Regions from separate parts of the Homo sapiens genome. Here all the other regions are linked to region 1. The links are chromatin loops, found by intact Hi-C in ENCODE. Cell type or tissue: GM12878. All regions are shown on one strand.

Region 1 (8,000 bases):
CGGGGGGCTGAGGGAGCAGCAGGGGCAGGCTGAGGAGAGCACCCCACTGAAGGCCACACCCTTTGAGTCATCCTGTGGTGGCCAAAGGCCCAGCCCCCTCCTCACAGCTCAGCACGCTGAAGAAGTCTCAGGGTGCCTCACCTCACCCAGCCCCCAGGTCAGCTGAGGACATGGCTGAGGCGCCAAGACCGCCTGCCACTCTGGAGCCAGCCACAGACAGGCAGCGCCAGGGAGGTGTACAGGCAAAGGCACTCTGTCCAGCGGGCACCACTGGCGGTGGACGCGACGGGAAGGGGCCTGCACTCTTGGGGTGGGTGAGCCTGGGGTGAGAGTCCAGGGGGCACAACCTTGAGAACAGTGTCCTCGGGGGGCTGCTGGTGCCCGCCCCTGAAGCTCTGGAAAAACAACAGAAGGCTGCATGGAGAGGCCAGGAGAACACGCACAGACTCAGTGACCAGAGGGGCCACCAATAGGTGACCCCATCCCCGGGGGTCTGCTGTGCCCCGGCCTCGGTGCTGGCTGGGAAGAAACAGGATGTCTCCAAACCGTGCCTCCTCCGTGGGAGAGGCCGGCCCCCTGCCCCGGCTCCCCAGGACCTGCCCGAGACCCTCCTGGGATTACCCAGGACCTGCCCGAGACCCTCCTGGGATTAAGTTGCAGTGTATCCTGGTGGGGATGTGCTGGCCCAGTGACAAAGGGGCCACAGCCTGAAGGAGCCCGGGACCCGAAGCCGTGCCCAGCCAGATAAGCTGCATGTGGTGGACGGCGGAGAGCTGACGGGTTGTGGGCCCTTTTCTGAGGACTAGGACCCCAGGAGGCGGTGTCCTCTGCTGCTCTGTTTCACGGCCCAGAGGCTCCTGGAGTGTGGGACACACGTGAGGAGGGGTGAATGTCAGAACAGCCACCGCAGACAGGGGCTGAAAGTCATGTGGCACCACAGATCCCAGCTGTCCTCTGGAACTGAGAGCAGGGGACGGTCACAGCACTGGACTGGCTGACAGGGACGGGGGTGATGGCCAGGCAGCAGCATTTGACCATCAGTGGCTGTGAAGGCAGCTCTCTAATGAGTTGCAGGGCTGGAGCGGGCCCAGGGTCAGAGCTGCGTGGGGTTGTGGAGGTGGCTGATAGAACAGCATGTTCCTGGGAGAGGGACAGGCAGCCCACAAGAGACTGCTCAGCTTGTTGGAGCAAAATATATTAGGGTTGTGTGATGCGGAGGTCAAGGGTACTCGCTCCAATAAAAAGTCAGGGCCGGTCGTGGTGGCTCAAGCCTGTAATCCCAGCACTCTGCGAGGCCAAGGCAGGTGGATCACTTTGAGGTCGGGAGTTCAAGAGCAGCCTGCTCAACATAGTGAAACCCCATCTCTACTAAAAATACAACAGTTAGCTGGGCGTGGTGGCAGGTGCCTGTAATCTCAGCTACTCGGGAGGCTGAGGCAGGAGAATTGCTTAAACCTGGGAGACAGAGGTTGCAGTGACCTGAGATCACACCACCGCACTCTAGCCTGGGCAACACAGAGAGACTCTTTCTTGAAAATAGATAAATAAGGCCGGGCGTGGTGGCTCACGCCTGTAATCCCAGCACTTTAGGAAGCCGAGGTGGGCGGATCACGAGGTCAGGAGTTCAAGACCAGCCTGACCAATGTGGTGAAACCCCCATCTCTACTAAAAATACAAAAATTAGCCGGGCGTGGTGGTGCATGCCTGTAATCCCAGCTACTCGGGAGGCTGAGGCAGGAGAATCACTTGAATCCGGGAGGCAGAGGCTGCAGTGAGCCGAGATCGCGCCACTGCACTGTCAGCCTGGGCTACAGAGTGAGATTCTGTCTCAAAAATACATAAATAGGGCCGGGTGCTGTGTCTCACACCTGTAATCCCAGCACTTTGGGAGGCCGAGGCGGGTGGATCACGAGGTCAGGAGATCGAGACCATCCTGGCTAACACGGCGAGACCCCCGTCTCTACTAAAAATGCAAAAAATTAGCCGGGCGTGGTGGCAGGCGCCTGTAGTCCCAGCTACTCGGGAGGCTGAGGCAGGAGAGTAGTGTGAACCCGGGAGGTGGAGCTTGCAGTGAGCCGAGATCGCGCCACTGCACTCCAGCCTGGGTGACAGAGCCAGACTCCATCTCAAATAAATAAAAATAAATAAATAAATAAATAAATAAAAAGTCATGACGCTGCCCAGTTTCTAGACCTGAGTGGGTTTCTGACCCAGAGAAATCTCACTAAAGTGAAGGCTGAGTCCCTAAGAGGAAGATGTGCAACGCCAAGGCAAATCCACACCATGATGATTCTGGCCCCCTGCCCCCGCCCCCGCCCGCCACCACCACCAGACGGCCTGTGGCCGCCGACCTCGGTAACCAGACACAGTGCAACGGAAATACGCACACATCTTCAGAAGTGCTGGACACAGGGTTTGAGTGATGCTGGCATCTGAAGGCCTGAAGCATCCTCATGGCTCCCGTTAGAGCGAGGGGCTGACAGGAGCCAGGGAAGCAGTGGAATTCGGGCCAGGTCTGATCCACCAGCCTCGAGTCTGCACATTCATCCAGTGGGTCATTTCCCCAGTCACAGGACGGATGGAGCTGACATTCTTGATGGTAGACACCATTTCCTTGGCCATCATAATGGGTAAGTCCAGTGCAAATCTGTGACCATCCCCACCCAAAATAGTAAATCAAAACTGGGGGAAACTAGGGACACATCTAAAGATCTAAAAGAATGCAAGGATCTCCTTTTTTTTTTTTTTTTGAGACGGAGTCTCGCTCTGTCACCCAGACTGGAGTGCAGCAGAGCGATCTCGGCTCACTGCAGCCTCCGCCTCTCGAGTCCCAGTGGTTCTCTTGCCTCAGCCTCCTGAGTTGATGGGATTACAGGTGCCTGCCGCCGTGCCTGGCTAATTTTTGTATTTTTAGTAGAGATGGGGTTTTGCCATGTTCCTGGTCTGGAACTCCTGACCTCAGGTGATCCACCTACCTTGGCCTCCCAAAGTGCTAGGAATACAGTGGCGTGAGCCACCATGCCCGGCCAAGGATCTCCTTTTATTCCACCAATCTGACCACTGCAAAAGGCAGGTGGGTGGGTCCTGGAGGAGAGTGGACTGTTGCAAAAACAACCCAGCTAGATGTGGCGCCTTTGCTAGAGAAGGCTCCCCAGCCCCAGGTGTGCAGTGAGGCCACTGCTGGGTGTGCATTCTTCTCCATCTCCTGTCTGGCAGGAAGATCAGTCACACTGCCTTGGAACTCAAAACAGGAAACACTCAGTTCCTCCCCAGGGCTATGGTAACGTTCCTGCCCTCTCTCACAATAATCCAGAGACTGGCACCAGCTGAATGAATGTCCCCAGGATGTCACACTGGCCCCCTCTATCGATGGTGCTGTGCTAATGAGACCAGATGACCAAGACATGGTGAGCACACTGGGCCCTCCTGAGCGAGAAAATCCCCTCCAAAGCAGAGGACAGATAAGTGGCTGCCTCTTGCAGCCCCCGCCAGGACACACGGCACCTGGAAGGCTTCTGGGAGCTGGAACAGTATGTTCCACATTTGGGGACTCTGTTCCAACCCAATACTGGGGGACACAAAAGGACAGCTCTGAACAGGCACAGAGCAGGACCAGCTCCACCGCCGTCCAAGCCCAACTCCGGTGTCCCGGCTGCTACTTACGATCTGACTCTGCAGACCAAAGGCACGGGTGGTAAAGGAGGGGTTAAGGTCAAGTGCCTGTGGAAGACCCTCCCCAAACACAGTGCAGAGGAGGCCCATGCCATCCTCAGTGTGTGCCTGCGTCGAGGACTCCTGCTGTGGTTCTGGGCCCCTGTGGAGATGCACAGCCTGGCCATGGGATGCCCCATGGCTGTGTCTCTGCCTTGCCCGCTGGCACTGGCTATTAGACCGGCCCTGTCATGAGGTTGAGCAGGCAACGGTCATCTTCAGGGGGATGTGGTACATCCAGGACAGCAGGACGCAGCACGCATAGGTGGTCCCGGCCTGCGCGGACCCCACCCCATGATTCGTGTTCCCAGAGCAGACCCACGTTCACACCATGGCCGCCTCCCTGTCTAACATGCCTTGGCTGAGGTCCAGGCCCCTGTCCAGGGACTGCTGTGAGCATCTGTCTGCCTTGGTGGCAGCGGGAGCTGGCTTGTCCTCTGGTGGGGGCCATCCTCTGTGGCAGGGTGTCCTGTGCCCTGGCAGAAGCACTCCTCACCAGGTCGTGACAACCCACAGCACCTCCAGAGGCGGTCCCCTGTCCCCTGGAGGACACAACAGCTGCCTGTTGAGAACCGCTGGCTCACAGAACGTCTCATCCTGCGGATCCCGCCCACTGTCTGTTGCATTCGACCAAGGGACGCGTTTACAGCAAAGCCAGGGGTGGGCTTGACCAGGGGGCACTTCTAGAAGCTTCTAGCCTGACAAGGAGTGCCCTGTGGGGATGGAAGCCATCTCCAGGACCTGCGTATGTGCCAAAGCAAGATGCCGGGGTCTGGGAACCAAAGTGGAGGCCCTCTCGGCCCTGCAGACCCCAGTCCTGGCTCCCAGAGGGTGGGACTCCCCCAGGGCTATGGCAGGGTCTCTGCCTGGGCCCAGAAGGACAGCGGAGGTCCACAGTTCACCCCAACCTCCCCCTTCCAAGTTCCCCTTTTAGAAAGACGCCCCGGCAGCGCCGAGGTGTGACGGGGCAGGTGCAGCGGGCAGGGGCCGGCCGAGTCCCGGGAGCCGGGCCGAGCAGGGCGGTCCCACAGCGCCACCTGCTGGCCGCGCGCGTCCCGGTCCCCGACCCAGGCCGGGCGGCTCCGAGGGGCGGTACCTCGCGCGGCCTCGCGGTCCACCTGCTGGGCCCGGGCAGGGGTCGCGATCCGAGGCAGGGTCCGCTGTGTCCGGCGGGAGCGGGCGGGGCGCGGGCGGCGCCGCGTGGGGAGGGGCGGATCAGAGCCCCCCCAGGAGGCGGCGCTCCCGGTCCCGGCCCCAGCCCCAGCCCCAGCCCCAGCCCCGCAGGCGCCCCTCGAGCACCCGGGCAGGTGGACCCCAGCCCCGCGGTTCCAAGGACCCTGCCTGCGCCCTCGCCTCGGCCCTGCCGCAGGGTCTTGCGGGGTCGTCCCCCATTCCTGCTCAACCGCCCCCCCCAGTCCCCGTCCCCCGTGTCCCGCGGGCACCTCTCCTGGCCTGGCCCCGACCCCCCTCCGAGGACTCCCTAGCGTTCACTGGCGACAAAGTGGATATGCGCGCCCGGGGTCCTGCTCCCAACGTCCGGAACCGCGGCCCCTGTCCTGTACACCTCCCGTCCTCGACTCCCCGGGCCCAGGAGGGTCGCCGTCTCCAGCGTGGACGTGCGGGTCAGTAGTGCCAGGACGGTGCACAGCCTGGGAAGGGGGGGCCAGGGCAGGAGCAGGACAGAGGTCCCGGCTGGAAGATGGGGCGGGGGTCCCAGACCTGGCCGCGGTCCCACCTGATCAACGGCGGCTCCGCAGGTCTGAGCCGGGCAGGGACGCGCGGGACATGGGAGGCGCCTGTACCGCCGCTGTCCATGCACGTGAGGGTGCACAAGGTGGCCCTGGGCCAGCCCCTGCCTGGCTCCTCTTCTCCCCTGGGGCGTCCTCTTCCCTGGCTACGCCCTCTCTTCCTCCCCCAGGTACCCCCCAGGGACAAGGCCTGCCTTCTGGGCTTCCCGCTGGGGTCGCCTAGTTCCCACCCACCCGTGGGTGGCTCCACCCTCCCACGGGAGACTCAGGTGCTCGGCCCCCCAGGGACTCAGCTGGTGTTTCCCTACTTCTTTCCACGGCCATCCCTGTGGACTCTCCACCATGCTCTGATCCCACTTTCTGAGCCCCCCAAGGGCCCACCCAGCCCCCGCCCCTCTGGCCTCTGCCCTTGGTCTGCACCGTCAGGACCTCATCTCTAGGTGGTCCCATCAGCACATGAAGCGGAAACTGCCTGAGAGGGCTGAAGTGGACAAGAGCAGCCCCCACCTCGCCTAAGCTGAGCTGTGCCCCCTCTAGGGATTTGGGGCACCCTGGCCTAGGGTTAGAGGGAGAAAGGGAGAGGCCGTGAGGCTGCTGAGTGCAACTGACTCAGGAAGAGCCAGAGGCGAGATGCAGGGCCAGGCACCACTCAGCCTGCCCAAGTGGGCTGTGGCTGCCTCTGCGGGCCGGGGACCCACGGGGCAGAGTCCTACCACAGGGGCTCTTCCAATACCCAGGTAAGCGTGACCACCTGGGGCCCAGTGAGCATAGGTGCACTGAGATGGGGTTCGTGGGTACAGAACAGTGTGGACATGGAGGTCAGTAGTGCCAGGATGGTGCACGGCCTGGGAAGGGGGGGCCAGGGCAGGAGCAGGACAGCCACCTACCACTGGCGGCATCGGCGGGGTGGCGCGGGGAGGCGACAGGAGGGGCGGCGTGACTGAGGAGTGGGTGGTGGGGACCAGGCCAAGTGGGACTTGGGGGCTATGAGGAGCCCAGGGAGGAGGCCATGGCCCCCCGGAACGGAGCTCCCAGAGCCTGCAGCCTCTCACCCGCAGCCAGCTTTCTTCTTGCAGTGTCTTCATTCCCAGATGAGGAACGGGCAGGCCCTGCGGTTTGTGAGTGGCTGTTTCCTCCAGCGAAGCCCCCAAAGATGCTTTTCCCCTGCCTGAGGGTCCCTGCTTGTACATCCTTTGAATCACTGAAGAGGGCCCATAGGTTGGACCCCTGAAACCCACCTGGTCACGTCTTCAGGTTCTCGCCCAAGGCAGGGCCCTCCCCTCCTCCCCCAAGCGGCACGTGAGCCCTGTTCAGGGACAGCAGAGCCACCAGCCCAGGACCGGACCTGCTGCCTCTGCGGACCTCGGCAGCCCTGGTCACTCCCGGCTCTGGCAGGACAGGTGCAAACTCAGTGGTAAAGGTCCGTCCTGATTAATGAGACAAACCCACGCCCGTTCTCCTCCTGATTACCTACAATGGTCAATTTTATTACAAAGAACTGTATCAAAATATACAAGTCTGTTTAAGAACAACCAAGAAATGCAGCTGTTTAAGGGACAAATGAGAATCAACCGTTAGAGAGCAGGCAGCCTCTCCCCGCCGCTGTCCACTGCAGGAGACGGCATCCTCAGGGCCACATTTTCCACGGGACATCCTTCTGAATAATTTAAAGGGTAAGTCCGGCACATTACAGGTCTTCGCGGGAGGGCAGCTGTGTCGGGCTTTCTCCTTCTGTGGCTTCTGTCAGAAAACAAGCATAGGTCGTCAAGGCTGAGCACAAAGGGCCCTGGGGATGAGGCCTTTCCCAGGACAGCAGCGCATGTGCAGGGCCTGCCCGTCCAGTCCTGGCTCAAAGCCCCGGACGCAGCCATCCAAGGGCAGCTCGGAGACCCCCGTTTCCCACAAAGCAGATGAGAGATGAGGCAGACGGCATTTCAGAGCCCCCACGCTGCCGTGGGTGTGGAGGATGCAGAGTTGGGAGCGGCAAGGGGTTCCTTGCGGCCTGGCAGAATGGGAGCCTGAACAATGGTTGTGGCGGGAGGAGAAAGAGGGGACCGAGGGTGGGGGAGGTAGGAGAAAGAGGGGACTGAGGGTGGTACGGGGAGGGAGGGGCAAGAGGGGACCGAGGGTGGGGGGGAGGGAGGAGAATGAGGGGACGGGGGGGAGGGAGGGGCAAGAGGGGACCCGGGGTGGGGGGAGGGAGGGGCAAGAGGGGACCCGGGGTGGGGGGAGGGAGGGGCAAGAGGGGACCCGGGGTGGGGGGAGGGAGGGGCAAGAGGGGGGGAGGGAGGGGCAAGAGGGGACCCGGGGTGGGGGGAGGGAGGGGCAAGAGGGGACCCAGGGTGGTGGGAGGGAGGGGCAAGAGGGGACCGAGGGTGGGGGGAGGGAGGGGCAAGAGGCAGGGCCAGCCCAGGGCAGAGGGGACCGAGGGGGTAGCAGGCAGCCTTGTCTTCTGGCCTGTCCGTCTCTGCTAACCCCTCAGTTCTGTCTTGCTGTTGCTGTTTACTACGATGCTTCTAGATGTGGAATTGCTTTTATTTG
Region 2 (8,000 bases), 220 kb before region 1:
AGGTGGTACCCGGCACAGTTTCTGTCGAACGAAAAGCGGCTCTGCACAGCAAACGTGAGGCCTGCCTGACTTCCAAGCCTGACTCTGCTCCTGCGCCCCTGTGTGTCGCCTGCCCCCAGACCAAGCCCTTGGATGATGGTCAAGCCAAGGGTCCATCTGAATAGAAAATGGAAACATCAGGAAGAAAAGGGTGTGACGGCTGCCCTCTGTTCCTCTCCTGGGTCTGGGTGCCGCTGAGGGGCCTCTTAAAGGGCTCCTGCCACCTGGAACCCAGCAGCCGGGTGGAGGGCAGGTGGATGCCTCCCTCGTGTGCTGAGAGCTTCACCCTGGAAACAGCATCTTGTTGGCCCACACAGCCCTGCCTCCGCTTGGCCACAGGGAAGGAAGAGCTCCTGGGCCCCTGGGCCAGGAGAGCATAGACACTGTGACTCTGGGGGCCTGGCCAGCCCTGGGCGGGCCTGGCTGTGACTTCACTGATGCGGCTGAGGGTGACTGTGATATCACCAGTACATGGGACACCTTTACTGTCTGCCTCCAACTTGCTCGGGAAGCTCACTCAGGGCAGGTGCTCTTCCCCTGGTGCTGGTGTAAGCAGCCAGAGAGGGTCTCCAGCGACTACAGGAGTTCAACCAGTCAGAGCAATGCTCAGTCTTGACCCTGCTCATCACGTGACCCATGTATTGGCATGAGGACTCGCTGCGTCTGTGCCGCGGGGAGCCGTCCTCTCTATGCAATGCTGCACCCTCTGCCCTCCTGTCACTGACTGTCCCTCGGGGAGACACTGCTGGGGAGAACAAGCCTAGGGCTCTCCCTCCTTGGGATGAGTTAACAAAGCCCCTGTTGGTGAAAACCTGTGTTCCTGCAGTGCTGTCTGTTACTCGCCAGATGACACTGGCACGAGAACGCCATGATTGGCCCCGTGAGTCCTCCCGACTCTGTCAAGCCTAAATAGAATGTGTCCAGCCTCCAACGTGCTACTCCAAACTCCAAATGTGATCTAGAGTCACGGCACCTCTGCCTTAGCTGGACATGGGCAGCTGCTGGGGAAGAGAAAGGAAGCATGCAGCCTCCTGGGGTCACTGTGGCAGCCGCTCTGGTTGGAGGGTGCAGGACACTGCCCAGGCCCCACACAGGACAAGGCCTTCACCTCCCGTGCGGCAGGGTCTTTCTGTACCTGTGGCCCTGTGCTGTATGCACCTGCCCTGAAGGCTGTGTGGTGGGGACGGCAGCGTGCTGGTCTCTCCTGCTGCGGCCACGTCACCTGCACCCACACCTCCAGCAAAGCAGCTAGCGGGTACAGGCGCACAGCGGCACTGGAGGATGAGGCGAACCTCCGGGGGACAGCAGAGCTCTCAGGCGCCCTCTGGGCCCAGCAGCTGCTCACGGCCGGCCATCTTCCTGGGGGCAGTTTCATGGCCTCCTGGCACAGCCGGTCCTGTCTTGCGGGTAGTCCCTCATGAGGCCTTCCTTGGCCTGAAGACCCCCACCTGCTCCCTACCCTTGACAACCAAGAATGGGGTCCAGTCCTTTTCCCTGAAAGTCTGCCCATGGTAACTGCCCCTCATTTTCTATTGATGTTAATACTGGCAATGGGAATCAGATGGAGACTGTTTTTCTGTGGGCTACAGGGGCTTACAAACTGAGGCTACTTGGTTCACTGTTGAATGATGGGCCCTGGAGGCCCAAGCTCAGTGTGCTGGGGGCTCCAAAGATGCAAATCCCAAAGCCCATCCCTCAGAATTTGGTGCAAGGTTGGCTGAGAGCCCAGACCTGCACTTCAGTGGGACCTTGGGGTCAGAGACCACTGAGGAGACACTGCCTGCAGTCACTCTAGGGCAGGCTTTTTAAGTCACAAAAATTATTTCTTGCTTTTCTTAACGTTAACAGAGTAACACAGATTTTAACTTATTTTACTGAATCTGACCCCAGAGTCTCAGCCATCAGCACCAGGCTGCAGTTTCTGCTGACGGGGGAGGTGCTATGGTGGGTGCTCCCCTGCACTCTGCCCACGGATGGAGATGACTCAGGTGGACAGAAGAGTGAGCTGCTCGACTGCCCTGGAGCCTGTGTCTGCTTAGCTGGGGACCTGAACGCGCTGGAGTCTGTGACTCACCAACAGGGGATTATGTGCGCCACAAGCACCGAAAGCATTTTCGTCCCTCTGGTACGCGGGTCGAGACATCAGCCGTTCCAAAAAGGACACGTTCAGCCCATAGGCCATGGCGAGTCTGGACTTAATGACTGGGCCGAGCTGCATGGGGTCTCCTGCCAGCACGATCTGCACACAGAGGGCCCGTCTCAGCTCATGCAGGGAGGGTGCCGCTGCCACTCCTACGGGCTCAGGTGGGAATGGGGCTGTGCGCAGGATGGCCCCATGCTCACTCTTGCTGCAGGGGACGACGGGAGGGACTGGGAGACCAGGGAATGCCGACAGGGCTTGGAGCCGTCTCTCCCCGCTTCCCCCTGAAGTCCTGCCATCTGCCTCCCCGAAGTCCTGCCATCTGCCCGGCTTCTGCAGCCTGGTTTTCTCTCCTGCGAATCTCTCAAAGTGGTAAGAGCCCCAAGGATGCCGTCTATCTTCTGGAAGCTTCTGCATGGCTGGCCCTGGCCGCCATCCCACCTGCCCCTTGCCTCTTGCCCATGGTTGCCTTGACCTGGTCAGGCCGCCCTATGCCGCTGCTCTGCCTGGACCAGTCCCTGCTCCCTCCCTAGGCGTCACCTTCATGCTCCGCCCCACAGTGCCTGGTGACTGGGACAGACATCTAGGATGGGTGCCAAGGAGGACCCTGAAATGTCCAGTGCTGGACACTGGATGAGCTCGCCTGGATGAGCCACAGTGAGAGAACCAGGGAAGTTCAAGGTGATGCCCACGCCACCATCAGAAGCACTCGGGGAGGAAGCAGGTGGGAGCAGAGAACAGAGGATGCACAGAGCTGGAGGCCAGGGCAGCCTGAGGGGCAAGTGGGTCAGATGCAGGAGCACTGGCCCTGTCCGCCCCTCCAGGCACTGAACGGCCGGCTCACCCAGAGCAGGGACCACATTCCTGACTTTACCGCTGTATCCCCAACACCTAGAATGGCTCTTACCTCCGTTTTACAAGTAAATGAGTCAAGACATTCACTTCTAGTCCAAAAGGAATAAAGTACAATAGAGACCCATGGCCCCCAACACCTCGGGGTCCTTGGCACTTCCACCTGACCCCTGTACAGCTGTGACTGTTCCCGGCAGGATCGCAGCCTGCATCCCCTCAGGAGAACGGGGTGAGGAGGAAGCAGCACACACAGTAGTCGGGACTTACCTGGCCACTGATGTCCGACATCAGCCCCAGAGGAATGAGGCATTCCGGCTCACTTGCCTGCCCAGCCTCGTCCACAAACACGTGAGTGAAGTGCCCAACTCTAGAGCAAAGATGTTCTAAATGGTAATTTCTGCCGAATTGTTTTAGCAATTGATGCCTCTGACACACTGGCAAAGCCACGCTCAGCACCCCGGGGGCACAGCAGGGTTGCCCAGGGGTGTGCAGGAGCTGGGGGTCTGGGTGTCACCCGGCTGGAGGGAGGACAGGCCACAGGTGTCAGGAGATGCTAAGCCACATCAGCACCCAGTGCTTTGCACGCAGCGTCTGTATTTCTAGAGATGTGGAGGGAAGAAGGGGTGGGAGCGATGGGCAACACACGAGCGCCTCCTGGGGGCAGCTCACAGGAGAAGCGCCGCAGGCTCCTGGCCTGCTCTCCACCTGCGTCTCACTCCTGTCATTATCAAAATGCCCAGGCTCTAGTCCTGACTTCCCCTCTCTGAGCCTCCACCTCCCACGTGTCTCTCGGGAGGTGGCTGAGGTGAGAGCAGCTGAACTGGCCGCTGTAAAGCGCTGAGAACAGGCCTGGCCATGCAGGCGGCCACAGATGGCAGCCTCTCCTGCCATCCGCTCATTTCCTCCTGACTCATCCTTGTGAGCCACTCTCAGCTGGGCACTGCCTGGCCTGCATGCCAATAGGCTGAGGCCCTGGGAGCCACTTCCCAATCTGCGGCACCATTAAGAAAATGGGGTTGGTCGGGCGCAGTGGCTCACGCCTGTAATGCCAGCACTTTGGGAGGCCGAGATGGGTGGATCACGAGGTCAGGAGATCAAGACCATCCTGGCTAACACGGTGAAACCCCGTCTCTACTCAAAATACAAAAAAATTAGCCGGGTGTGGTGGCGGGCGCCTGTAGTCCCAGCTACTCGGGAAGCTGAGGCAGGAGAATGGCGTGAACCTGGGAGGCGGAGCTTGCAGTGAGCTGAGATCGCGCCACTGCACTCCAGCTTGGGTGACAGAGCAAGACTCCATCTCATAAAAAAAAAAAAAAAAGAAAAAAAGAAAATGCGGTCTCTAGAATGGCTCCCCACAATTCTGGCCCCTGCTGCAAACTCAGTGAGGTTCCCAGCTACAGAGCAGCCCTCCTGGCGGGTACCTGTCCGGCTCTTCCTTCTCCGTGTGACAAGGGAGGTAAGGGAGGTGCAGGAGCAGAGAGTCCACAGCGTTGCTGATGGACGGGGTGGGGATTTTGCGGGAAGGAGTCGTCAGGAGAAGCTGCGGAACTCTTGCATGGGAAGGCTGTGGGACTGAGCGGAGAGCAGGAGCTCGCTCGGCACATGATCTGTTTCTAGAGTGCAGAGGGGCCACCCCACCTGGGGCCATGAGCTGAGGAACAGGTGCCCCGGCTTCCCTGGCTCGCCCACCCCAGCAGCTTCTGCTCTGTGGTCAGGAGGCCTCAGTGGGGAAATGCTCTTGGGGCAGAAACATGTCCTGATGCCTGAGGAAGCAGGTATGGGGCAGAGAGAGTGTCCGGAGCCACGCCAACACTCAACAGGACGCACCTTGGGCCCGCACCGTCCTCACTGCCGAGCCCACGTTTACCCTTCTCACTGCTGATTCCAGGATCTCCCCTCTCCAACCCTAGATGCTGGGCAAATCCATCACCTCTGAGCCTCAGGTGTCCCACTGTGGGGTGAGACCCTGTGGTCAGACCTGTGCGGGGGCGGGCTCCTGCTTACAGCAGTGCTGGGCCCAACATGTCCTGCATCCACTCACGGTCAGCTGACACCTTTCACTTCAGGTATCAATGTGTAACTCTCAAGACACGGATTTCACAAGTGACACCGTGAACCCCTCCCAGTGAAAGATGTGGAAATCAGCAAACTGCCATTTCCCCATCTCATGTCCCTATTTCTGTTGAAAAAAATTAACATTATGTATCTTTCCTAGAATGTAAGTATTTAGGTTTCAATTCTGTATTAATTGCAGTTATTTAATGTCACTTTTGCCAGATGACATTGCTACTTCTTTGCCCTTTGAAGTGCCCCTCCCCACTCCAGCCGCCCCCAGTGGCCAACTAACGCTGTGGGGCCTCTGCAGCTGGGCTGCAGCACCCTCCCTGCTTCTGCACAGAGCGCCTCTGAGAGAGCGGCCTGCAGCACCCTCCCTGCTTCTGCACAGAGCGCCTCTGAGAGAGCGGCCTGCAGCACCCTCCCTGCTTCTGCACAGAGCGCCTCTGAGAGAGCGGCCTGCAGCACCCTCCCTGCTTCTGCACAGAGCGCCTCTGAGAGAGCGGCCTGCAGCACCCTCCCTGCTTCTGCACAGAGCGCCTCTGAGAGAGCGGCCTGCAGCACCCTCCCTGCTTCTGCACAGAGCGCCTCTGAGAGAGCGGCCTGCAGCACCCTCCCTGCTTCTGCACAGAGCGCCTCTGAGAGAGCGGCCTGCAGCACCCTCCCTGCTTCTGCACAGAGCGCCTCTGAGAGAGCGGCCTGCAGCACCCTCCCTGCTTCTGCACAGAGTGCCTCTGAGAGAGCGGCCTGCCCTGGCCGGCCACCTCCTCCCACTACCTGAACATCAGCTCCAGGGTGCAGGGTCCATGCAGTGCCCGCTCTGCCCCCAAAGAGCCCTCTGCACCCCAGTGAGGACTGGCTCTTCGGCTCTTGACCTTTGACTCATCAACACACATTAACAAAAAAAATCCCTGTCTTGTTCAGATCCGTGCTGTCCAATCCGGTAGCCACACACGGCTCTCGGGCACCGCACAGTGGCTAGTCTGAAACCTGACATGCTCTAAGTGTAAAATACATGGTGGATTTTGAAGACTTGAACCAAAAAAAATGTAAAGTGTCTCATCAATCACGTTCTACTAATCTCATGATGAAAGGACATCATGTATGTGAGAGAGTTAAACGCGCCGATGAAACCATCCGTGACACGCTGTGATAGGCGTGGCTGGCTGTGCCTTTGCTCCATGTGGAGCTGACGGACCACCTCCTGTGGTCACCCTCACGACCACCGTGACGCTGGACACTGTCCAGGGTGACCTGTCTCCAGGCTGTCAGGGAGGGTCACGACCACTGTGACGCTGGACACTGTTCAGAGCGACCTGTCTCCAGGCCGTCAGGGAGGGTGGGGCTTCCCTCAGAGGCCCTGGCTTCTCCCTCTCTCACCCTCAGCCTGTGCCCCCGACACTGTCTGGCTCTATGCACTGAGAGGGAGCTGCCTGCTGCCTCCCCGACCCCACCCCCCTGCACTGGGGTCTGAGAGTGCCTTGGTCCTCACTCAGCCTCCCTGGGCTCGAAGCTCTTCCTCCCAGCCCCCAGGGGAGGTCCTCCTATGACAGCCGGCACCCCACAATCCATCTCCTCCGCCTGTCTCCCCTGAAGAGCCCCCAGCGCCAGGGACACAAATGGCCCCCAGGGTCTGACCTTACAGAGCCCAGCCGTTTCCTAGGCAGCCTGCCTCCCCACGCCCACTCCAAGAGACTCACTCTCCTGCTCAGAAGCCCTTCACTGGCTTCCCGGCTCACCAGAGGTCGTCCAAAGGCCCCTCCACAGCCCGCCAGGCCTCCCCCTCACCACCCCTTTCAGGCCGTTCCTGCTCACGAGGCTCTGGCTCTACAGTCTCCTTTGGGGAGACCTCAGTGCTCCCCCACCGCGGGGCCTCTGCATGGGCCAGTCCATCTGCCTGCCCATCCCACTGCTGGCTCCTTCGAGTCCTTGGGGTCTCGGCTTCCCCAGCTCCATTCAGGCACGGCCCTCCCCAACCAGCCTTTCTCGCCCACAGCCCTGCCTCCCTCCCTGAGCACTGAGTCTCTGGGTCATCCGCCCCTCAGACAGAAGCTAGGAGAGGACTCCGACCTCTGCCCTGGGAGGCCCCATGCCGCGCTCCATGCCCGGGGCTCACCTCACTCCTATTTGGTAAAACAGCCCTGAGCTGCTGCATGTGGTGATGATTATCCGGAAGCGTGAGGCTTTCCAGATGTCTTCTCCGTCTCTGCAATACGGTTTGACGGCGTCAATAACTATCTGGGGGCAAGGAGGCGTAGAGTTAGTTTACTCCTCCAATTATTAAGCAGAATTCCAAAAGGGAACCTTGCCCTGGTACCACTTCTTAGTTACGTCTAAGTCATGATTTAAGGTTTTTTTCTCAAAATATCTCATACTTCCTTATCAATTCAGTCCATGTTTTATCAACTCTAGAGCCACAAATATAACACATAATCCTGCAGACCCTTCCCCAAAACAACTTTGTACATTTTCTATTCAGTTTGTTTGTTTGTTTATTTAGAGAGGGAGTCTTGCTCTTGCTCTGTCGCCCAGGCTGGAGTGCAATGGTGCAATCTCGGCTCACTGCAACCTCTGCCTCCCAGGTTCAAGTGATTCTCCTGCTTCGGCCTCCGGAGTAGCTGGGATTACAGGCGCATGCCACCACGCCCAGCTATTTTCAATGTCTTTTTTAAACGCAATATTTCAGGCTGGGCACAGTGGCTAAAGCCTGTAATCTCAACACTTTGGGAGGCAGAGGCGGGTGGATCACTTGAGATCAGGAGTTCGTGACCAGCCTGACCAACATGGTGAAACCCTGTCTCTACTAAAAATACAAAATTAGCTGGATGTGGTGGCACACACCTGTAATCCTAGGTACTTAGGAGGCTGAGGCAGGAGAATTGCTTGAACCCGGGAGGCGGAGGTTGCAGTTAGC
Region 3 (8,000 bases), 85 kb before region 1:
CTACATACATTCCTCTTTGCCCTTCACTCTTCCTGAGTCTCAGACTTCCAACCATGTTCATTCTGAACCACTTTCTTTCTGCTCAAGACAGTGTCCCTTAGGAAGGTGCCAGTGATGGGACGTTCGGATGAGCTTTTGGTCTGTCAATATCTTTTCCACACAGGTTCATGACAGCGTCAGATTCTCTGCAGCAGGAGTACAGGTTGCAGCCACTCTCCCGCCGAACATTGAATACGTCTTTCCACCATCTTGTCTTTGCTGTGGCTCTGGGAAAATCAGCAGAGTCAGCCATCACTCTCCAAGGGGAGCTGTCAGTTCTATCTGCCAGCTTTTGAGTGTTCAGTTTGATTTTTACTTATTCAACCTGGAATTTGAATGTCTTTGATGTGTGCGCTGGTGTCATTATTCAATTATGGGACTCTCTCAGCCATTATGTCTTTAAATATTGCCTCCACCCCGTTCTGTCTCTTTCCCTTTGGAATACAAACTAAATGTTTGCTAAGCCTTCTCTCTCTCCCGGTATCTTTTAGTCTCCCACTTCTTTGTTTGATTTATTTAGCTGCCTGTGCTGCATTCTAAAAATATCTCCTCGCCTGTCTTCCAGCTCATTTCAGAATGCTATCAACCCATTGAAGTTTTAATTTCTTAAAGTTTTCATTTTTAGAAGTTCTACTTTTTAATAAAATTATTTGATCTTTTTTCTTTCTTTTTTTTTTTTTCTGAGACAGGATCTCACTCTGTCACCCAGGCTGGAGTGCAGTGGTGCAGTCACAGCCTCCAACTGCAGCCTCCAACTCTCAGGCTCAAGCGATCCTCCTACTTCAGCCTCCTGAGTAGCTGGGACCACAGGTGTGCACCATACCCTGCTGTTTTTGATTCACCCTTGCACCCAGCTGTTTGGGGCTGCATATTGTTGGGGGCATGGGGTGTCTTCTGTCCCCACACTCCAGGGCCTTGGGACCCAGAGCTCCAGGTGGCCCTGGTGGCAAAGTCTCAGAGGGAGGAGCTTCGGGGCCGGGCACCTTTCAGAGCGCCCTCTCCTTGGGCTCACTCACCTTCCCTGGCCTGGACCTGGTCCTCCTTTACCGTCTTGCCTGCTGCTTTTGCTTGTTTTTGTGATGCTTTTCCTATCTTATGCCCTTATTTGGTGGTTTTCCCTGGAAGGGCTGGTCTGGGTCCCAGACTCCCAGGTACTGAGTGCACCCCATGGGCTTTAGTGGCTCCCCGGAGCCTGCTGACACCCCACAATGAGTCTCACCCCAGCCCTGGCCTCCATACAGGGTTGGGGCCCAGGCCTTGGGCCTCCCCTCCCTCAGCAGGGTCCAGGCCCCACACCAGCTGCTCGGTTAGCTCATGCATGCTCCATTAATCACGCACAGACACACGGAGAGCCGCAGACACCACGTCCCCTCCTCCTTCACTTAGGGTGGGCCCAGCCTCTGCCCCGACTTACTGGACACACACTTTCTGGGCACCCCGGTGGGTCCCATCAGGCCCTGGGTGCCTGGGGGACAAGGCCCTGCCCCGCAGTGCTACCTGGCCTGCTGCGCTGGGCCACCCTGGCAGATTTGACCTCCCAGTCCTGTGCCCGGCCTCCGTGCGTCTCTCCGCTGGGATGAGAGCCCTGGGGAGTGGGAGCTGTTCCCACCTCGTTCTTCCTGCTGCTCATGCCCTGCTTGTGCCACGTGGGCCCTGGCCTGTCCTATGGGCCAAGCTGGCCCAGCCCTTCCGAGGTTCCCGGAAGCCAAGGACTGCTTTGCATAGGCACTGGGGGCTCTCCCCACCCAGCCCCCCAGGAAGAGTGACTCAGCCTGGGGCTCGGAGTTTGCCGTGGGCGGTGGGTGCCCCAGCAGGGTGGTGCCTGCACTTCTGGGCTGGGCTGTGGCTGCTTGGGAACCTACAGCCCTGGCGGCTAGGAAAACCAGGGAGTCCCCTCTTCACCCCACATCCCTACCCCACCCTGGGGCTCCTTCTGTCCCTCCCCCACCAGCTATAGCTGCAGCAAGTGTGCAGGCTGGCCTTCCCCTAGTCCTTCCTGGCCTGGGCAACCTGAAGTTTGACTCACCAGCCCCAGTACATGGGGGACGGGGCTTGGCACAGGCTCACCCCACTGAGAAGGGCTGGCCAGGGACCCGGGACAGCCCCAGGGCAAGGACAGCGGTTGGAGGCCAGTGAGAGCCAGGCCAAGGCCCCAGCCTCTCGGATGAAAGGGACACATGGTGGTCACACCTGCCAGCCTTGCCTATCCTGTGACGCTCCGAGGAACTGCGTGAAAGTTCTCAAAACGCAGCAGCTCCCATGCAGGGGGTGGCCTTGCTGAGTGGCCAGCCCTGCGGTGGACGGCAGCTACCTGCTCTCACCCATCACGGCTGCCACCTTTGAGTCCATGCAGGAGAGGGCACGGTCTGCAGCCGCCTGCCACACCACGGGCACCACGTGGCCGCCTGCCAGACCACGGGCACCACGTGGGATGGTGGGCCTGGGGTGTGCTTCCTCCGGCAGCTCCTGGCATCAGAACTGCCCATGGGCCCTGGTGAGGTCTGACCACAGGTTGTGGGTAGCAGGTCTTCTAGCTCCACCAGGAGCCCCAGCCCAGGCCCACTTCGAAGGTGCCAGTGTGTCCAGATGGCCTGCACTGGGTGCAGCCTCTTGTGGGGACTCGGTGGCTCCTGGAGCACCCCCAGTCTTAACACTCCCACCTCCCTCCTGACCCCTCCAGCTGCTGACCCATCCTGGGACTCTGTGGCTGGCCCAGCATGCTGCTGGCCCTCGCCTGCAGGCACCGTCCTGAACCCACCACCCACTTGGTCCTGGCCCAGTGGGGATGGGTCCTCAGCACCAGGCATCTGAACCTGAGCCCAGGCACAGCAGGGCAGGACGAGTTGGGGTGGGGGCTGCTCTTCTCCAAATCTCCTGGCCGGTTGGGTCCTTCTAGGCAGGACTCACCTGGAGGAGGGCTGAGAGAGGCTGACAAGCTAGAGGCAGAGCTGGACTGCCCCTCTGGGGTGGGGGGCCAGGTGGAGGGGCGTTAGGGAGGGTGAGGGGGGTGGGGAAGGGGACCTCCCATCCGCAGAGCCTTCATCCCAGAGGGACGACACCCTACCCCCGCCCCCCTGCGTTTGAGTGGAGGTCTTGGTTTTCCGAAAGCTGGGGGAAGCAGGTGGGCTCCATGCAGGAGCGAGTTGGGAGCCACCTGGGGCTGGTCTTGCAGGTGATAAGGGTGACCCTGGGGGGCCTGCCTGGGGGCGTGGCCTTGAGGGGCGCGGGCGTCGCCTGTTGGTGGGTGTGGATTGAGGGACGGGTGGGTGCGGTCCGGGGACCTGGGGTCGAGGTCAAGGGGCGCTAGGCACAGTCAGGGGGCCTGGGGCGCGGTCGGGGGTGGGCTGGGGTAGGAGAGGACAGGGGCGAGGTTTCAGGGATCTGTGGGCTCAGGGTCTGTGGACGCAGTCCAGGGTTCCCGGGGGGTGTGGGAAGGTCAGTGGGCTGGAGGAGCGGTGGCGGGGGGCGGGGTGGGCGGGGCCCGGGGACGCGACTGCAGGTGGAGGAAGGCGCTGTAGGGGGTGGGGAGTCCCGGGGCGCGCCGGGGCGGGCGAGTGCTGTCGGGGTGGAGGGAGGCGCGGCCGGGGAATGTGGGGCCGGCGCACGCGGTCTCAGCGCCCCTCCCTCCCCAGGGCTGCCGAGGGACCCCCGAGCGCCGCCCTGCCTCGTGTGCCGCGGGCTGCTGCCACCCGCCGGGCCCTGCAAGCGCTGCCGCTCGTTCTGCGCCGCGGTCCTGCAGGGCGCGTCCTTCGTGCGGCTCGGCGGGCGGAGCTGCAGCCCGCGGACCCCGTGAGTCGGGACCGGCGCGGGGACCAGGACGACGACCCGGAGCCACGCGCGTCTCCGTGGAAACCTGCGCGGAGCTGAGGCCGAGAACACAGCGCTGTTGTGGTGAACCCGCGTCCTCGCCGTGGTTTTCTTGGGAACCTCGTGCCCAGCACCCCCGCACCCGCTCCGGACCCTCCGAGCCGCTCTGGGGAAGGCTCCAGCCCGGGTCCCGGGCGGACGCTGGTTCGTTCCTTCCCGCGTTCGTCCGACGAGTCTCGGCGCCGCCCAGGGTCTCCGCACCCCGTTTCCTCCCATCTGGTGCCCAGCGCGGGCGCGGAGGGAGCCCCCGGGGTTGGACCCTCAGATCCCTTCACCGTTGGGCTTCTGGGCGACCGATGGTCACTGGGCTGTGTGGCCGTGCTGCCCTGGAGACCCAGACTTGGAAAGACCCCACCCCCACCCCAGGCCTCGCCCAGCTGCGGTGGGTGATCTCGGTGGCCGGGGCCCGCCCAGGAGCCCGTGGCCTGGCTCTTCATGGATACTGAGCAGGGCCAATCCCCCAGCCCTCAGAGACAGGGCTGGAGCCCTCTGACCTCAGGCTGGAGAGGGTGGCCGGGGGCCTGGGGCAGAGGGCAGAGGCCGGCCCCACTGTCCTTCCCTGGGCCTTGGAACCAGCACCAGCCACACCCCGTGGGCCGTCCCTACACGAGATCACCGACTACTGGCCACCTGCAGCCCCTGCCTGCGTCACGGCACGCTGGGATGGCGCCTTCAGGCAACGGGTGTGTCGTGGTGGGGGCCTGTCCCAGAGAGGCCTGGAGAGAGGTTTGGGTGTGAGTGGGCCCATGGGGGAGGGACATTTGTCCTTTCCCAATGATCCTGCTGGCCGTGCCCATGGACATCGTCTGGGACACCCCTGCCACAGTACAGCAGCCCCCATCGTCCCCTGGTATAAGGAGGGCTGGAGGCCAGGCTGAGGGGCGAGGCCCAGCTGGAGTATCTGTCTTACAGCTCAGCCAGCCTGGGATAGGGGATGACAGTGGCCCGTCCTGAGCCACCCCCAAATGTGCCTGCCTGCTGCTGACCATGCCGTGGCATGGAGGCTGGCACTAGCCACTCTCTCCAGGGCATTGTGGCCACAGGCACGCTGCTGCAGGGGGCGGGCTCAGCCCCATCTACTCTGCCCAGCAGTGAGTGCATAAGTTCCAGCCCATGGAGGGCTCTAGGCCAGGCGGGGGCAGGGTCGAGGTGCTGGCCCAGGAGGCAGGGAGGTGGGCAGTGCGGGGTGGTGGGAGGGAGGGAGGACTTCACGGTCACAGCAGCCCCTGCCGCCTTCCCTCCCCTGGGACCGAACCCCAGAGCTTGTTTCTCAAGCTCCCTCCTGACTACCCGAGCCCACAGTGTGAGGCCCACAGCCTCTCCCAGCCTGGGGGTGGTGCCGCCCTCCACACTTGGGGTGTCCTGTGGGTATTCCAGGCAGAACACCCCAGCTAGACACTCCCAGGCTCCCCAGCTATTAACTCCCGCCATCCCCCCCCCACACACACACAGACACACACACACACACACACACACACACACACACACACACACACACACACGTGGGGCAGTGCCCTCCCAGAACCTGAGGCAGGTGCAGAAGCCTCTGTGCCTGTCCAGGAAGGGAGGAGCCAGGAGGACCCAAGAACTGCACCCTGGTTCTCTCCAACCCCCTGCCCTGGCTGGAGGCAAATGGGAAGCAGTAAGCTTCTGCCCAGAAACTTTCCTATGCATTTGATGCTCCAAATAAGAAGATGACACAGAACGGCTCCCTGAGCAGAGGCTGGGCCCCAGAGTTCCCAGCCTCGGGGGGTGCCCTCCGGAGTGGGGGGGGGCTCATAGGGAGGACCACACAGGGGAGGTGGCCTTTTGCATCTTGAGGGGAGGTGGAGGCCAGGGACTTGGGTGGAATCTCAGGTCTTAGGAGAGGGCTCCCCTTAGGGGCTGGGGCTGAAGCCAGGGGCTCTGGGGTATGAGTGCCCAGGACAGATTCCACCCCTCTGCCAGCCCAGCCAGCTTTCCAGGGCCCTTGTCTACCCTCCTGGCCTCATGCATGCCTGAGGGAGGTGCACGCCGGCGGCAGCCTATCCCGCCGGCCTGGAGCCATCTCTGCACCAGTGGCCGCCCTGTGGGGAACCCCATTAGGGTGTCCTCGGACCCCAAAGGCCCCAAGGTTTCTGGATGCTTCCTTTGGAAACCTAGAAACTCCACAAGTGTCTGGCCACAGTCTTCTGGCCCCAGGCGGTGGAAAGTCTCCCGGGCTGCTGTCTGTGAAGCGAGCCCTGTTTTGCCGGGAGGGGGAGTGTCTCGCTCGCTCCAGCTGTGAAGAGCAGCCTCCACCCTCTGTTTGTCTTTGGGGCTGGAGCTGCAGGGTCAGCCTGGAGCCGCTGCCACAGGGCATCCTGCAAACTTGCCCCACTCACATCCACGCTTACCAGTGGGAGCTCTCACTGCACAGCCAGATGCTGGCTGGGCAAGCACTCGCGTTCTTGGGCCTGACCTGGGGCACTTTCCAGAGCCTGGCCATCCCCCGGATTACAGAATGTGGCCTCTCCTGTTCTCAGGTAAGCTCCTGCCTCCTCCTAGGCCCCTACACTGTGGCAGATAAGGCCCTGGTTTCTCCTCAGGTGGGTCTGGCCTGACGCTCTCAGCACATCAGCAGGTGAGGGGTTGCAGGGCCCTGGGGGGTCCGAGGGCAGCGCTGGTGAAAGAAGGATGGGAGACCTGGCCTGACCCTGCCGAGCTGCTCCGGGAAGTGTTTGCTGGAAGCTCAAGGCAGGGTGAGCCCACCTCGGACCCACCTGTGACCTCCAAGGAGGCTGTGTTAGAATCTAGGGCAGCCCGCAAGCCCATCCGGGGCTCCCACCCCACCCCGCTCGGCTGCTCTGAGCCATCGGGAGCCCGCAACACCTGGGCTTGTGTAGACACCTGCCAAGGAAACACTCGGAGAACGTGCTGAGAATGAGATGTTGGCAGTGGAGGTGGCTGGGTTGGGGTGGAGGGCTCTCACTGCACAGCCCACTCACTCAGCCTTACAGGAGAGGGCGCTTCATCAGCACCTGCAGCAGGAAGTGTACCCAGCATCCCAGGAAGGGGCCCCGGTGCCCAAGGCTGGCCGGGCACAGTGGGGACACAGGCATGGAAAGGGCACAGAAGGTGTCCCGGAAAGGGAGGACTCACTGAGGACCTGCTGGGTGCACCGTTCCTGGCATGGGGACAGCAGTTAGCAAGATGTGCCTTTAGGGTGGTGGCCTGGTCACCTCAGGGGACACTTGCGGGGACATCCAGCAGCTCCACAGGGCCTGAGACGGGTCCAGCAGAGGGCTCAGCTCAGGGAGGGGAGCAGCAAGGGCTGGAGTGCTGGGTGCCATGGGCAGGCTCAGATCCACAGGGCATTCGTGGAACAAGGAAGAAAGCAGGCTGGGATGCGTGGGAACCGGTGGCAGCAGGGGAGATGGGCGGGTTCAGGTGGGAGGGGTGTCCACCGGATGCCACCCTGCAGTGGAGATGGAAAACAGGGAGGGGGCAGGCCTGGGGATCCTGGCTAGGAGGGGGAAGGAGAAGCGAGAGATGAGACCTCAGAATCGACTTTTGCCTCTGGGAGGAAATGGTCCCTGAGTTGGGAGACATGGGGGGAGGCGGCCTTGAAGTGCAAGCTGGAAAGCTTTGCTGAGGCGGCTGCGGGGTATGCAGGCAGCCTCCCGGTCCGAGGTGTGACCGCGCTGTCCACGCTAGGACGGCCAGGTGATCCTGGGGAATGGGTGGGGACCAAGATTGAACCCTCAGTACTCCAAGGAAAGGGGCAGGGGCAAGGGCAGGGGCTGAGGCGGGTGGAAGAGGCCAGGAAGGAGGGGAAGTGCTGGAGGGGAGAGGAGAGGAGGGGTTTGGCGGGGCTGAGGGAGGGTCTCATGGAAGATGGGGTGGGGAGGGTTGAGCAGGAGGGGTCAAGGGGTGACAAGAGGAGCGGGAAGCTGGAGGTGGGTGTAGGGGCGCTGCCTGGGCAGCCTTGGACAGGGCGGTGGTTGCGAGGGGGCGCGGGAGCCCCTGCCCGCGGGGGGAAGCCAGGGAGGGGAGGCTGGGGCTACAGCCGCGCCCTGGGGGGGGACCCGCGCGGGTGACGGCGGGAGGCTGGGCCGCATGCAGGGGAGCTTGGG

The links. Peaks named below come from ENCODE experiments on the same cell type or tissue, not always from the same donor. Only the 100,000 strongest peaks of a DNase experiment are listed, where the experiment ranks them.
Region 2: a loop joins it to region 1, with 11 times the contacts of the local background. A loop is called at or near these places in 15 of 110 quality-filtered maps.
Region 3: a loop joins it to region 1, with 5 times the contacts of the local background. A loop is called at or near these places in 9 of 110 quality-filtered maps.

Annotation. Positions count from the first base shown.
Region 1 is chr22:49,926,454-49,934,453 of GRCh38, reverse strand. CRELD2 (CRELD disulfide isomerase 2) reads right to left here. Exons shown (of 10, transcript NM_024324.5): 10 at 6,917-7,199. The coding sequence ends at 7,147. Among named protein-coding and RNA genes, the nearest start is that of CRELD2, 12 kb to the right of the region's middle. RefSeq lists an enhancer at 3,839-3,888 and a silencer at 4,625-4,884. In GM12878, CTCF peaks have their summits at 3,361 and 4,749 (motif pointing left); a DNase peak (open chromatin) is centred at 3,283; H3K4me3 peaks cover 1,286 bases; H3K27ac peaks cover 1,083 bases.
Region 2 is chr22:50,145,013-50,153,012 of GRCh38, reverse strand. It overlaps MOV10L1 (Mov10 like RNA helicase 1), which reads right to left. Exons shown (of 27, transcript NM_018995.3): 19 at 7,203-7,324; 20 at 3,299-3,398; 21 at 2,114-2,278. Among named protein-coding and RNA genes, the nearest start is that of PANX2, 22 kb to the left of the region's middle. In GM12878, a CTCF peak has its summit at 3,688; a DNase peak (open chromatin) is centred at 3,662; H3K27me3 peaks cover 120 bases.
Region 3 is chr22:50,010,955-50,018,954 of GRCh38, reverse strand. It overlaps IL17REL (interleukin 17 receptor E like), which reads left to right and starts at 6,190. Exons shown (of 15, transcript NM_001371417.1): 1 at 6,190-6,410. The coding sequence starts at 6,309. TTLL8 (tubulin tyrosine ligase like 8) reads left to right here. Exons shown (of 14, transcript NM_001350317.3): 14 at 164-380. The coding sequence ends at 171. RefSeq lists enhancers at 1,595-1,654, 5,705-6,305 and silencers at 7,820-7,869, 7,880-8,000. In GM12878, a CTCF peak has its summit at 3,763 (motif pointing left); a DNase peak (open chromatin) is centred at 1,824; H3K4me3 peaks cover 749 bases; H3K27ac peaks cover 384 bases.